Regions from separate parts of the Homo sapiens genome. Here regions 2 and 3 are each linked to region 1. A link is a contact called in ENCODE Hi-C or POLR2A ChIA-PET data. All regions are on one chromosome and are shown on one strand. The core of a region is the stretch at or near the end of the contact, and the rest is flanking DNA. Distances in the headings are between cores, read along the strand shown. Region 1 has its middle 100 kb from the start of NEUROD1. Region 2 overlaps LINC01934 (long intergenic non-protein coding RNA 1934). Region 3 holds the start of LINC01934 (long intergenic non-protein coding RNA 1934).

Region 1 (4,744 bases), core at 986-3,485:
GGGGAAAATGACAAAACTCATTTATTTCACAGTTTCCACAGTGTTTGTTATCTCAAATTGTATTTTTTTCCTTTGCTCCAAACTTAATAATTTACTGTTCAGTATACAGAAGGACTTTAGAGTAGCACTTTCCAGTTGAAAGTCTTGAATCTCACTTTAAAGCATAACATAAGAACACTGTTACATTGACAGATCTCTGTCAATGTGTAAGTGCTTGCAGAAAACTTTGATTTTTTTCCTCTTGATTGTGTGCTACATATATGTTTATTATATAATTTGTCAAATATGTGTTTATCAGCCCCTATTTGAATCAAGTTCCAAATGAGCAGAACTCAAAGTTTTATTCCATATACAGAAAAAAAAAAAAGTGCATCCCTTGTACAGTTTGATGTGCAACAGATAACCCATTCATCTTGGTTTGCCCAGGATTTTCCTTTTAGCACTAAAAGTTCAATATCCTGAGGACCCCCTCAGTTAGTTAATCACCCCACTGTACAGTTAATTTGCCTTGATGTGCAACATCTCATTATCTCCACCTGCAAGAGAAGTCCTTTCTATCCCTCATCCAGAGCTCCCATTCCTTCCTGATTGCATATCCAGGGATTCGTTAATGCTTAGGAAAATGTTGGAGTCCAGGAAAAGGGAATATTGCCTACCTTGGACTCTGTCAAAGCCCTGATAACAGGGAATGATACTAGTGGCTTAAGAACTTGGCCTTGGAAACTTGTGAGTAAAGGATACAAGCTGATAGCAAACCCCAGCTCCTGTAGCAACCACAGAAACCAAGGTAGCATCCTACTCTATGGAAGCAAATATTCAGGGTGGGGAAGTGCTTCCCATCTTCAGTGATATGTGGGCACATCCTGGTGGATTCCTCCCACAGGGTGGCCATGCCTTGTGAGTTATAGCTCTTTCAAGTTTTGGCTAACTCACTGGTGTTGAACAGTGTAAATTCAGGTTGTATTGTACTTATCTTGCTGGGCACTGCTTTGTTGCTCATTAGCCATGAAAAGTCTTTATGAATGCTGGGTTCTAGGGATCTCACTGGGGAGGAGGCAGGGAGTGAGTGGGCTTAAGAAAGGGGAAGTGCTGCCTATGCCCTAAAGGTTGCCTCAGAACCCTGCACAGGCAAGGCCCACTGTTCCAATGGCTACCACTAGGACTACAGCAGAGCCCTGCCACAGAGGCTCCTAGGGGAAAGGCACCCCCACCTCTGCCACCACAAACAGTGTCATACTCAGCCATGGGTTTTTATTCCCTGCCTGGCAAGAACCCAGGGGATTTATAGCCCTGGTGCTCAGCCTTCTCACAGCTCACAGCCACCTGCTAGGTACTTACTACCTCCTCATGGACCCCAGATCACCATCTTTCCAACTCCTTCCCTCTTCCCAACTTCTTCCCTCTCCTGGGTGGCAACTCCTCTTTAAAAATTGAGCTTTCTTTCCTTATATCTGTCATCTTAAAGGAAGCCACCTTGGTGATTGGCTGGTGATTTCCTGTTTCCATTCATATTGTGACTTATTGCTAAATCATCTCCTAAAGGAAGGAAAGCAAACCTCCAGTTTAATATCTAGCTTTGTGCCCTTTCTTTATAGTATCTTAGTAAATGATTGATAGAAAAACTAGAGTCATGGCTACAAGGAAAACATCAAGATGAGTTCCAGGTGTCTATAACAGAAGAATGGTGTGGTAGTTCTTCCAGGCTTCTATAACAGAAGAAATGGTTCTGTAGGAATGGTACTTTTGTAGTGAAGACATAGGATTCTTTTGCTCCTTCTAGTCATAAACACCCTTGGTTTGGGTCCAAGAACTGATTTCCTTTACACTAAAATACCCTCCTGGGATTGAGTAGAGTCCAAGGCTATGGGTTCATTTACTTGAACAGTACTACTCCTTTGTCTTAGATTCTTGCCATTTTGTCAGAGCTCAGCAGCAGTTAATCTGATGCTATATGCAGCTGCTGTTTGCTTGTTTTTTCTATCCACAGCTTGAGCTATCCATTTGTTTATTTTGGTTCTTTTTAAAAGGCCCTCTTTGTGGTCTTAGCACTGCAAGTAGATGGAGTGGAACAAGGAGTTAATGTGTAAAGTTTTTCATCTTCAGAGAGTTTCATTTCAAACTAATTCTGGGTCACATGTGCACTGAGTTCAGTTTTTGTTTGGATACAATGCTGCAGCTTGGAGAGAAAGAACAGGAAGTGGGACATTCCAGCCCCCAGGCAGCAGCTTCTGCTTGTCAAGCCTTTCTTGACAATAAGGTCACAGACATTTAGTAAAGGCGGCTCTGGGAAGTAATTTACAAATTATGCTAGGAGCAACAACAAAAAAGGTTTATTATTGAACTAGGGATGATATATGCACATTAGCAGAAATCAGGTTTTAAAATAAGTTTAACTCCAATCCATGTATCAGGAGACTGTGCCAATTACAGAGAGAGAAACTTTAGGTGGGAGGGAAACCAAGGCCAGAAGTAGAATCATACTCCCTGCAAATCATCTGCGTGTGCAGAGGACATTAAGGAGGATAAGTAAAACACTCTTTCCAGGTTGTCAAGGCTAGTAACTAGAAAACTGAGGAAAGAGCTGCTCTTAAAGATACAATGAAACCCATTCAAGTTTCAGCCATGAAGTGACCTTGGAGGGCAAGAACAGCCATCAACCCTAGGTTGGTGCTTTCTGAATAAGGAAGCCAACAGGAAGACATAAAGCATGGCTGCAGCTCCTACAGATATAATGTGACAAAACATGCATTCAGGTCAAAGTATGATTGATCACCTTCTGGTCTTTCCTGAAGTCTGGGGTTGACAAGCTCTTAGCATTAAGTAACTGTTTCCTGTTTCTTTCATTCCATCTCTGGGAAGGTCCCAGCATACATTCTATATCATTCCACCCACTGACAAGGAGACCCTGTGTGGGCCTTGATGAACCGGAAATGAGCTCTGACATCTTTCCTGAATTCAGAAGAGGCAGTGCTGTCTTTGGGGAGGAGACTCAAATACCATCTAGGGTCATGATGATGAGTTTGTGGTTAACTTAACATAGCCCAATTTCTCAGTTATGCTAATGGTCAAATTATGGTCAGACTGTCAACATCTTCAAAGAGAAAAGATGGCAGATAATGTACTTTCTCATTGTAAGCATAGTTTATCAGTCTAATGTTCCACAAAGAATCTGCATGTACCTGAATCAAACGTTCTAACCAGGCCAAGAAATCATTCACAGAGTAAAAATGGAAACTGTCAAGTTCATTACAAATCACAGCTGCTTGGGAAATTAGTGAACTCTTATTGATGTCTTTTTTTTTTTTAAGCAAGAAGGGATAATCTGTCAAATGAAATTGTTTATGGATTCAAAATTACCCAGGTCACCAGTTAGTTATTATGCTCAAGATGGTAGCCTATTCTTAAAGGGACACAATATCCTGCTAGTCTCCCAGCACATTGTGTTATTAGTAATGCCATTTGTGTTTGAGCTAGGAGGAAATCCAATGTCAAATGAAAAGGGTTTCTCCTTTTCATGAATTAGCCTTTCTTTAGCCACGCCATCAAAAAAGTGAGGACACTGCTAATTTCCCAAATCTTTTCCAGGCTGGCACCGAATGGATTCAAGTAAATCACTGAATGCCTTTATCTCTGAGTGACTCATGCTGTTCAGAGCCAGCTTTATGGGTTTGAAACCCAGCTAAGCTCTCACTGCCTCCTTTGTCTTTTTACATAGCACAGCTAGATTTAAGTGAACTCAGAAGTTGTATTTGAACTGTGCAACTCATTAATAGCTATCCCATAAAATTGTGTCTCTCAGTTCATTGGATCTAACTATTATGCTGATATAATCTTTTCTTTGCAATTTAAAATATAATATTGACATACTTCTGGGAAACTATGACTCTATGGTATAACTTTATAATATGGTATGTCCACATAATAATTAACATCTGTTTTATTTTTAAAGGAAAGGTGAAGGTATAAGCCCATTTCTCACCTTCTCTAACTTAATTTTTAAAGATGATAGTATGCAGGAAAGTGCAATTAACCACATTTTACATTTTAATCTAACATCAGGAAAGAGAATTTCATCTAGCCAAGATAAACTTGAGAAAACAGCAAAGAAGGAATTCAGCTAGATGTTTTTATTAAAATAAAATGACAAAATCAAAATATTTTTTCAAATAAGATAAAATCAGCCCTGCCCTTATTAGAAAAGAAACAAAAGGTTCAATTTCATATTAAGGGTGTATATCTCCTTTCCTTAGGAAGATTTCAAGGATTTGGAAACTTCATGTTAGAGTTCCTAATTATTAATGATTTGTCTCATAACTCAAGAATGCTTCTGAGTGAGTTTCTGAAGATGTAAGTTTCCTGCAGACTACGAAAAAGTACAGAACTTCAAATGGGCTTAAAGGCCAGTGTTATCGTTTCTTTAAATAATTTTTCTCATGTTTGATAAACTCATATTTTGTGAGTGTGTAAGTAATGTGAAGTTAGTACTTCCAATACTTCCATTTCAATAGATCAAAATCAAGTTCAACTAAAGAGCCATAAAGATAAGCACTATCAATTTGCTAAGCTGTCATCACAAATACAGGGACTGACTAACCAAACAGGTTATATGACCCATGAAAGCAAGAGATATTTCGCATCCTTCCTTGTGAATGAAAGTGCTTAGCACTGTCATTTGTACTTTAAAATACATAGCAAATGCTAACACTTAATTATGGCTAACATTTGTCAAGTTCTTGCATTTGAG
Region 2 (4,439 bases), core at 856-3,355, 610 kb after region 1:
TCTGTAGAACTCTGAACTTGAGAGAGATAATTTAGGGCATCTGGCAAAAGAAATTTCTAAGCAGCAAAGGATTCAAGATGTGATTTGGGTGCTGTTGAAAGCATTCAGTGTTATATATTCAAATATATGGTTTGGAATTGGAACTTACATTTAAAAACAAAGCAGAGCATAAAAGTTTGAAAAATTTGTAGGCTGACAATGCAATAGAAAAGAAAAACCCATTTTCTGAGGAGAAATTCAAGCCAGCTACAGAAATTTGCATAAGTAAGGAGAACCCAAATGTTAATTGCCAAGACAATGAGGAAAATGTCTCCAGGACATGTCAGAGGTCTTCACAGTACCTCCTCCTATCACAGGCCCACAGGCCTAGGAAGAAAAATGGTTTCATGGGCAGGGCCCAGGGCCCCCCTGCTGTGTGCAGCCTAGGGACATGGTGCCCTTGTCCCAGCCATTCCAGCTGTGGCTAAAAGGGGCCAAGGTACCGCTGGGCCCATGGCTTTAGAAGGTGCAAGACTGAAGCCTTGGCAGCTTCCAAGTGGTGTTGAGCCTGCAGGTGCACAGAAGTCAAGAATTGAGGTTTGGGAACCTCTGCCTAGATTTCAGAGGATGCATGGAAATGTCCGGATGTCCAGGCAGAGGTGTGATACAGGGACAGAGCCCTCATGGAGAACCTCTGCTAGGGTAGTGGAGAAGGGAAATTTGGGGTTAGAGCCCCCACACAGAGTCCTCACTGGGGCACTGCCTAGTGAAGCTGTGAGAAGAGGGCTACCATCCTCCAGACCTCAGAATGGCAGATCCACTGACAGCTTGCACTGTGTGCCTGGAAAAGCCATAGTCACTCCTTGCCAGCCTGTGAAAGAAGCGGAGCTAGAGGGGGAGTTGTACCCTGTACAGCCACAGGGACAGAGCTGAATAAGTCCTTGGGTGCCTACCTCTTGCATCAGTGTGACCTGGATATGAGACATGGAGTCAAAGAATATCATTTTGGAACTTTAAGTTGTAATGACTGCCCTGTTGGATTTCGGACTTGCATGGGGCCTGTAGCTCCTTTGTTTTGGCCAATTTCTCCAATTTGGAATGAGTATATTCACCCAAAGTGTGTACACCCATTGTATCAGGGAAGTAACTAACTTGCTTTTGATTCTACAGGCTCATAGGCAGAAGGGACTAGCCTTGTCTCAGATGAGACTTTGGACTGTGGACTTTTGAGTTAATGCTGAAATGTGTTAAGACTTTAGGGGACTGTCGAGAAGACACAGTTGTGTTTTGAAATGTGAGGATGTGAGATTTGGGAGGGGCCAGAGGCAAAATCATATGGTTTGGCTTTGTCCCCACCCAAATCTCATCTTGAATTGTAGCTCCCATAATTCCTATATGTCATGGGAGAGACCCAGTGGGAGGTAATTGGATCATAGAGGTGGGTCTTTCCCATGCTGTTCTCATGATAGTGAATAAGTCTCATGAGATCTGATGGCTTTATAAAGGAGAGTTCCCTACATACTCTCTCTTGCCTGCTGCCATGTGAGACATGAATTTGCTCCTCCTTTGCATTCCACCATGATTGTGAGGCCTCCCCAGTCACGTGGAGCTGTGAATCAATTAAACATCTTTCTGTTATAAATTACCCAGTCTTGGTTATGTCTTTATTAGTAGTGTGAGAACATACTAATACATGTGGGGAGTTGGAGGTGGAACGGGGTAAAGAAAGTGAGACAACTCTTCCTCTTCTTCCTCCTCCTTCTCCTCTCCTCTCCCTCCTCCACCACCACATTCTACTTTCTTTTCTTCACAGTTCAAAGGACTTCTGTCCTCAGCAGTTGGGGAAAGCCAAGATACATCTTCTATAGACTATTCTCTACAATTAGCCACAGGCAGTTTGCTACTAACTGTCCCTAAAGACAGATATCTGGCGGTCTCCACTGTAAACTAAATACATTCATGTTTTTAACACAACACAAAATCATGGATATGATCTTAGTAGTTAGGAAACCCCCCTTAAGTTTGTATTAGGACACGTACGTACCCAATACTGAACCATAAACATAAGACCAACTCAGCATCAAGCTTGCCCAGACCGAAGCTGCCTAAGAAAGGGATGACAGACCTAGGGCTGAGAAATGAAACTAACTTCATCACGGTTCCAGAGGATGTGGGTAGAAATCAAAATTAGACCCTCTAAAAAGGGTATGAAGAGGTGAACTCATGCTTGGCCCATTTTAACATCCAAAAACTTTGGGATCCAAAGTAGTAGGCAGCAACAGGAGCTGCTGGCAGTGGCCATCCTGTAGATAGCCAGGTGGTAGCATCCTTTTGAAATATTTTCTTCCTTTATTAAATGATTTTACTCCCACATTCTACAAATATATGTATCTTCAATTCTACATTCCCTATATTTGGGAATTGGAACATAGGTATCTGAGGGTACAATAATAGTTTCTAATTATTTTTCCTCCTGAGAAATTCTTGGTATCTTCCTCTTTTTGCTTTCCCTATGCCCAAACCCTCTCAATTCTTAAACACTCTTCACCAATCTAAGGTTATTTTGACAGACTTGCATGCTGTAACAAGATGTTTCCTCCTCTTGTCAAACCCATGTGTTTTTCATCCTGAGCAATGGCATTTTAAAAAATTATGTTCTTCAACATTATTTGTAAGGTCAGTGTTTCACTTCCCTATTCTTCTTTCTATGCCAGAATTCACAAATGCAGAAAGAGTTTTGTTGTTGTTTTTTAAATTCCACCTGTAAATCCAACCTTTTCAGTTTCTACCTTAGAATTAAAATTTATAAGAAATACATTCTAAATCATTTTCTCAGTGGTATCATTTCTTCTCAGTATATTCACAAAAGCATGAAGAAGTTGATGGGTTGTAAGAATCTTGGTACACCTCGTGACTTACCATGGAAACTATCCAGAACAGGTGGTCTCCAAATATCACCAGGATTTTTTCTCCAGAGCTGACATCAAAAATCACTATTATTCCATAGAATGTGAAAACCTTCTGTTTCATTAAAAGACCACAGTTTATATTTTGTGAGAAGAACCTTATCAAACTCCACAAGCACAGTTTCTTCAAATTTTTCTCTGTGGCATAATATCTACCTTCACTTGCCAAGATTTTAACTCTAATTTGTTTTCATCTGTCTCCTCAAGGTAGTTTATAATTTATTTATAAGGTATTTATAGTTTATTTTGTTTCTGTGTTATGTATGCTAGCATTTTGTCTAGGAGCTCTTCATTCTTCTAAATAAACTGAAGCCAAACCAGACGTTCCTCAAGAGGTTTCTTAAAGTTTTGTTGTGTTTTCCTCTACCATGTAGTAGTAATATTTTTTGCACACCTTTAGTGTATTTGAAAGCACTCTATATTTTTAAGCCTACCTTCTCTCTCAAAAGACTATATATTCTCCCTAGAATACACTATTTATTTTCAAATACACCCATCCACTATCACCACCACTGCACCTAATACATTCATGACATCAACTAGTGATCCAACAAGTGTTTGTTGAATTATAAAATGGAAAAAAAACATTCTTTTGGTGGCCATAATTACAAGTGAATTATAATTCTTGTAGTAGAACACCAGTGAAAATTATTGAATGATTTGGGGTGGTGGGTGGTTCTTTGAACTCTGAATGTTCACTTCTTGGGTACAAAGGTTACTAATTTTCTGAGTATTAGAAATTAACACTGATGTGCATCACCCAATGAGGCCAAACTCCTTCAGAAACCACAATAGTGTTGTAACAAAATCTACCTTTTCCTGCCTTTATCTGTATTTCCTATTGCTCCTTGCTTTTGGTATATCAGATTCCTAGAAACACTATTTTAAAGACTTATTAGGCTACTTTCCAATCTCTTGATCCTTCCTGTTAGAAATTTTTCATTTTTAATTGAAGATGTTAGATTCCAAAGAATAAAATGCATTTATGTCTTATATTTATATATCTTTACTTTTACCCAATCACAGTGAAACAGAAAATAAAACTAGAAATCCTTGTGTAATATTTTGGCAACTTGCTCTTGGTTTTCTTTTTTTTTTTTTTAGATAGGGTCTCACTCTGTCACCCAGGCTGGAGTGCGATGGTGTGATTATGGCTCACTGCAGTCTTGACTTCCCAGACTGAAGTGATCCTTCCACCTCAGCCTCCTGAGAGGCTGGGACTACAGGTATGCACCACCAAGCCTGACTAATTTTTTTTTTGCATTTTTTTTTTGTAGAGTTGGGGTTTCACACTATTGCTCAGGCTGATTGTTAACTCCTGGGCTCAAGGGATCCACCCACCTCAGCCCTCCACAGTGCTGGCTGGTATTAGAGGTGTAAGCTGCCACACCTGGCCCAGTTTTCAAGTATTTTTAAAACCCCTTTTACAATTGTATAACAACAACAGGAAAAAAAAAAAAAACAACAGATTCTGAAATAGATCAGAGAAACAGA
Region 3 (4,700 bases), core at 165-2,664, 660 kb after region 1:
AATGCAAATATTCTTGTTAGTTTATCACATCTGTCAAACCCAGAAAGCTCTGTATATTAGACCCATCAGTGGGAAACCAGACAGTTTCACAGTGAAAAAAAATCTCCATCTGAGAAAAATAAAATAAAATTCTGGTATAATCTCTGGTCCAGTTACCTCTGGAGAAATAGTTGACAGGACTAGAACTGGGGACTACAAATTGGCAGTGGCCACACACAGCTATAGGACAGAATAAGTTGCTAAGAGGCCTAACATGTATCATCATGAGATAGAATTTTCTAGGTTGGAAGGAAATGGTCTTTTTAATATGCCAAAATGTTGACTTTCAACTATAATCATAATAAAGCAATTTATATCAATAAAAATACATAAAATGGGTAAAAATAAAAGCTAAAGGAACTTGTTTTAGTTATTATTGTCCAATCTTTTCTTAAAACCTCTGGTTTCATCTTCTTCCACTGACATCTTACATTCTGTGAAGGAGGAAGTAGGGGGGATGGAAACGGCTTTAAAGAAGCACAAAAGGCCTGAAGGTCAATAGGGAGGCAAATACTCAAAGAATGAGAACCGCAGATATCTAATAAAGTCTATGTTGCCTTTTCATGCAAAAGGCATAAGGAATGCTTAATCATCTAATATTTACAATGTAGGAAAAAGCTATTTCACGTTGAAATTTGTAGCATTTTTGGGTGATTATGAAACCCTCATTTAAAATAGCCATGTATCCTCTATTTAGCAAACCAAGACTACAAGAAATCTTAGACATGATATTAATACCCCAAAGTTTAAAACTCCAGATGTGAAGAAAAGCCAGAGAATGCCTGCTGTGTAATAAGGCCTATATCTCTTTGGAATCATGGATTTAATTAAGTTTCAATTTGCATCTTGGGCAAAAAGATAGACTGTTAGAATGAAACAAAAAGAAAGAGGGAAAAAGCCTTCTAAAAAACAAAGTGTCAATAAAATTTTAGTTATATTCTCTAGCCATCATTTGGCTTTTAAAATTCTGATAACATTCCCTCAAAAAACAAAGCATTTCCTTTTGTCTAGACAACATAACCTGCTTCTGTCTCAGATAGGCCACTTGGGAACCCAGGATCTGACTCATTTCCCTCACACCATATATGATTCCATATAAAACAGGGCTATATGTCCCTTCCACAGCCCAAATAGGGATCCCCAAAAGGCGGTGCTTCCTATCATTCTTGGGCCAATGTTTTCACCAAGTTCTGTTTGAAAATGTATTTGTTCCTGTTTTCTTTGCACTTACCTTGTGAGGTCTCATCTCCATGACATCTGACAGTGGCTTTGGGTGTTGCCTAAAGAGAAAGCAGCAAGCAACAGTTACAGAGGTGGTTTCCTGTGGAGCAGGCAACTTAACACAGCTAAGTTCAGGTCATTCTCTGAATACTAAAACTGAGAAGTCAACGATAGTGTAATATCAGATAGCTAAATGTTTTCACTATACCCACACATGTAGTAAAGAATTTAGGCTGCTGAATTTTCTTTAACTACAGGGTTCTGCTTTTCAAAAAAAATGTTTTCAACTTACAAAGACTTTTATAACAGACTGCCTTTTTGAGAAAGGAAAGCCTTCTTTCTTTATATTATCCAGGAACCATTATACGCATCCCATAGAATGTATTGCTGATACTTCTTAGAAGTATCTTCAGAAAAGGGTCTTATCTTATATTTATTATCTTATATTTATTTATATATTTATTATATTATATTATATGTTATATATAAATATATTATATATTTATATAATTATATATTATATATTTATATATAAATAAATATATTATATTATATATTATATAAATATTTATATTTATATATAATGTATATAATATTATTATATATTATATATATTTATTATATATATAATTAATATATAATAAAATTATATATTATATATATTTATTATATATATAATTAATATATAATAAAATTATATATTATATATAAATATATTATATATTTATATAATTATAAATTATATATTATATATAAATAAATATATTATATTATATATTATATATAAATAAATATTTGTATTTATTTATATATAATATATAAAATATTTATATATTATAAATAAATATAAGATATAAAATACCAGTAAAATGTGTTCCTAGGAGTTGAATATATGCATGCATATGGCATTTGCTTGTTTGTTCATTGATTCATTTATTCATTCAATGAATTTACTGAACATATATTGAGTTTCTCTTTTTTGTGCCCTGAGGATATAACCACAAATAAGACATAATCTCTGTCCTCAATAAGTTCATAAAATCTTATGATTTTATGGGAAATCACAAGATGGGAAAAGAAAACTGGACAAATAATTATGAATATTATGTGAGAATTACAACAATAGGAATTTATATAGAATACATTGGGCCTCAAGTGGGGAAACGGGCATTCTAATTAGCGTAAAAGAGCTGATCAAAGGAGTTGATTCTTGAACTGTGGTAAAGAATATTGTGTGGTCATTTTTCATGCAAGGAAGTGCATTCCCAGCTGGGAGTCTAGCATATTCAAAGATCCAGAGGCACAAAACAATATAGCACTTTCTGGTAACTGTAGCTAGTTCTATATTGATAGAGTGTAGAGGACTCTAAAAAGGAATAAGACTGAGATATTAGCAAAATGATTTTTAACATCAGGAGGCATTTCTTTCAGAGAACAAAAATAAATAACAAGTATATCCATGAAATACTTCTTGAGAAATATTTTGGTTAAAGATTGAACACTTTGAAGAACAATTAAGTATGAAGCACTTCAATACTTTGGCTCATGTCTGAAAAATACATAGATATTGCATATTTTCACAATGGCAAATATTCAGACTAAGTGCTAACACATGAAGCTGAACTAGATTATAAAATACTAATCTCTTTTGAGGAAACTATATTTTTATGTATCAGAATGGCTTAGAGCCAATAGAAAATTACAGCCTGTATAATAGTGTCTGGCACAGAGTAGGCTCTCAACAAATAGGTGTTGATGGAAATACCACATTGAGGCAGCTTTTGGCAAACAAAGAAATGCTTTGGGCACCAACCCAGGCTCTCCAGCTTAAAACTGTTACTGCTCCTTCTGCAATTAGAGACTTTTTCCCTTGTGATTCATAGAGTTGCATTCATTATATCTCTTTTTGGTCTCTGCTCCTAACTAACCTTCCTCCTAGCTCACACCTACCTAGAGATACCTGAAAATGTTTTCTCTAGGTATGTCTGGGCAGGTTCGAAGGATATAGCTATTATATCATTGGCCTTGGACATACAAACCAAAGAGGCACAGTTGCAGTTGCCAATATTGGTGGCAATTCAAAATGCTCAAATAAAAGGGGAAAAGCAAGAGATCCATGGACAACCACAATAAGAGAAGCAGAGCATCTCCCCCTTATTCTACCTTCTACCATTTGGGTGCATCCAGTTGGGGTAGAGGAGCTATGACAGGGAAAGAGAGAAAAGGGTAACTAAAGAACAGGTATGCTTAGCAGAAGGGGATCTAAGGTACCAATACAAAGTCTTGGGTCAGACCCAAATACCATTTCCAAATGCAAAATGCCCCTCAAGACTCACTGATTTCTCTACCTAGTGCATCACTTCCCAGTATATCACCAACCACTCCAGCTTCCTTCTGGTCCTCTGAAAAGGTTTCTCCTTTTTGTTCTGCAGCTGCTTCACTACTCTATTTTCATCAAAATTGAATCCAAGCACTTAGAAATCATGTGCTGGGTGGGACTTTAGATACTAAATTCAAACCTTTTGTTTCACATTTCAAGAAGCATTAGATAAGAGAAGTTGATCATTTTATTCAAAATTGTATTTCTGGTATGTTAAAGAGATGAACCTCTGTATCCTGACAACTCCTCCGTCCCCAAGTCCAAGGCCATTTTGACTATATCAGGCTATTTCTGCCTCTACTCAACTGGTTAGAAAATTAGTGCGGCTTACTACAGGTTTCACACATGAAACCTGTACTTCTCCCTCTCATTGACTCTTTCCAATAAATCACCAATTGGTATTGAGTTCTTTTTTTCCCATGTTCTGTACTTTTGTTTCATTTTCATCCACACTTAATCAAATAGTTTAGATCCCAGCCTCAGTGATCCTGCCTTTCCACGGGCCATCAGTCAATCTCAATTCTACCATATAGCATTCTTTCCCTCCTCTGAGCTTGTGTTAGCTCATCTGATTCATTTATTTTGCAAGCATGTATTTACCTTCTTGATTAAACTCTTGAATTGAAGAAGACTTGTATCTTCTCACCAAAAACATAATCTTCTTGAGGATAAAAACCACATTTTATTGGTTTCTATATTTACCCATCAACTGGGATCATGCACAAAGGAGAGAAATTCAAGAAATATTTGCACAATGAGTAGACTCTGGTAACAATGGATGCTTTAATGAAAGAAAGTTGTAATGAAAGATAAGCATTGCTTGTCACAGGGCCTTCAACTATAACTGTCTTGCTATATGGCTACCTTGTACCTTACCAACAAGTAAAACAGGCCAGGCAAAGGCGTGGATATTCTTTGGCCCTAACCTGTGCTTATGAATTAAATGAAGAGGGAGGAGAAAGAGTTGTTATTCAGCTTGTTCAGTTTAGAATGATATGCTCAATTTAATCATATCTAAAGTTCCATCCAGCTCCTAAGTTCTAAGTGCTATGATCTACAT

What was found. Hi-C counts contacts between places; a loop is a spot of excess contacts on that map. ChIA-PET counts read pairs that join two places held with the same protein, here RNA polymerase II (POLR2A). Pooled maps may share reads with other maps.
Region 2: a map with no recorded cell type shows a loop between it and region 1 (8-fold over the local background). The contact joins two enhancer-like sites. A Hi-C loop is called at or near these places in 1 of 37 single-sample maps with no recorded cell type and 8 of 50 pooled maps. POLR2A ChIA-PET finds 5 or more read pairs at or near these places in 1 of 52 experiments (BJ).
Region 3: a map with no recorded cell type shows a loop between it and region 1 (8-fold over the local background). The contact joins the promoter of LINC01934 here to the enhancer-like site in region 1. A Hi-C loop is called at or near these places in 3 of 37 single-sample maps with no recorded cell type and 5 of 50 pooled maps. POLR2A ChIA-PET finds 5 or more read pairs at or near these places in 1 of 52 experiments (PC-9).

Annotation. Positions count from the first base shown.
Region 1 is chr2:181,777,707-181,782,450 of GRCh38, reverse strand. No RefSeq gene overlaps it. Among named protein-coding and RNA genes, the nearest start is that of NEUROD1, 100 kb to the right of the region's middle. Within about 2 kb of position 2,235, at least 8 of the 41 ENCODE cell types and tissues checked have a DNase peak (open chromatin) inside an H3K27ac peak, as active enhancers do.
Region 2 is chr2:181,163,082-181,167,520 of GRCh38, reverse strand. All of the region lies in intron 1 of LINC01934 (long intergenic non-protein coding RNA 1934), which reads right to left. Among named protein-coding and RNA genes, the nearest start is that of LINC01934, 41 kb to the right of the region's middle. Within about 2 kb of position 2,105, at least 4 of the 41 ENCODE cell types and tissues checked have a DNase peak (open chromatin) inside an H3K27ac peak, as active enhancers do.
Region 3 is chr2:181,120,551-181,125,250 of GRCh38, reverse strand. LINC01934 (long intergenic non-protein coding RNA 1934) reads right to left here and starts at 1,414. Exons shown (of 5, transcript NR_130784.1): 1 at 1,271-1,414. RefSeq lists an enhancer at 1,048-1,147.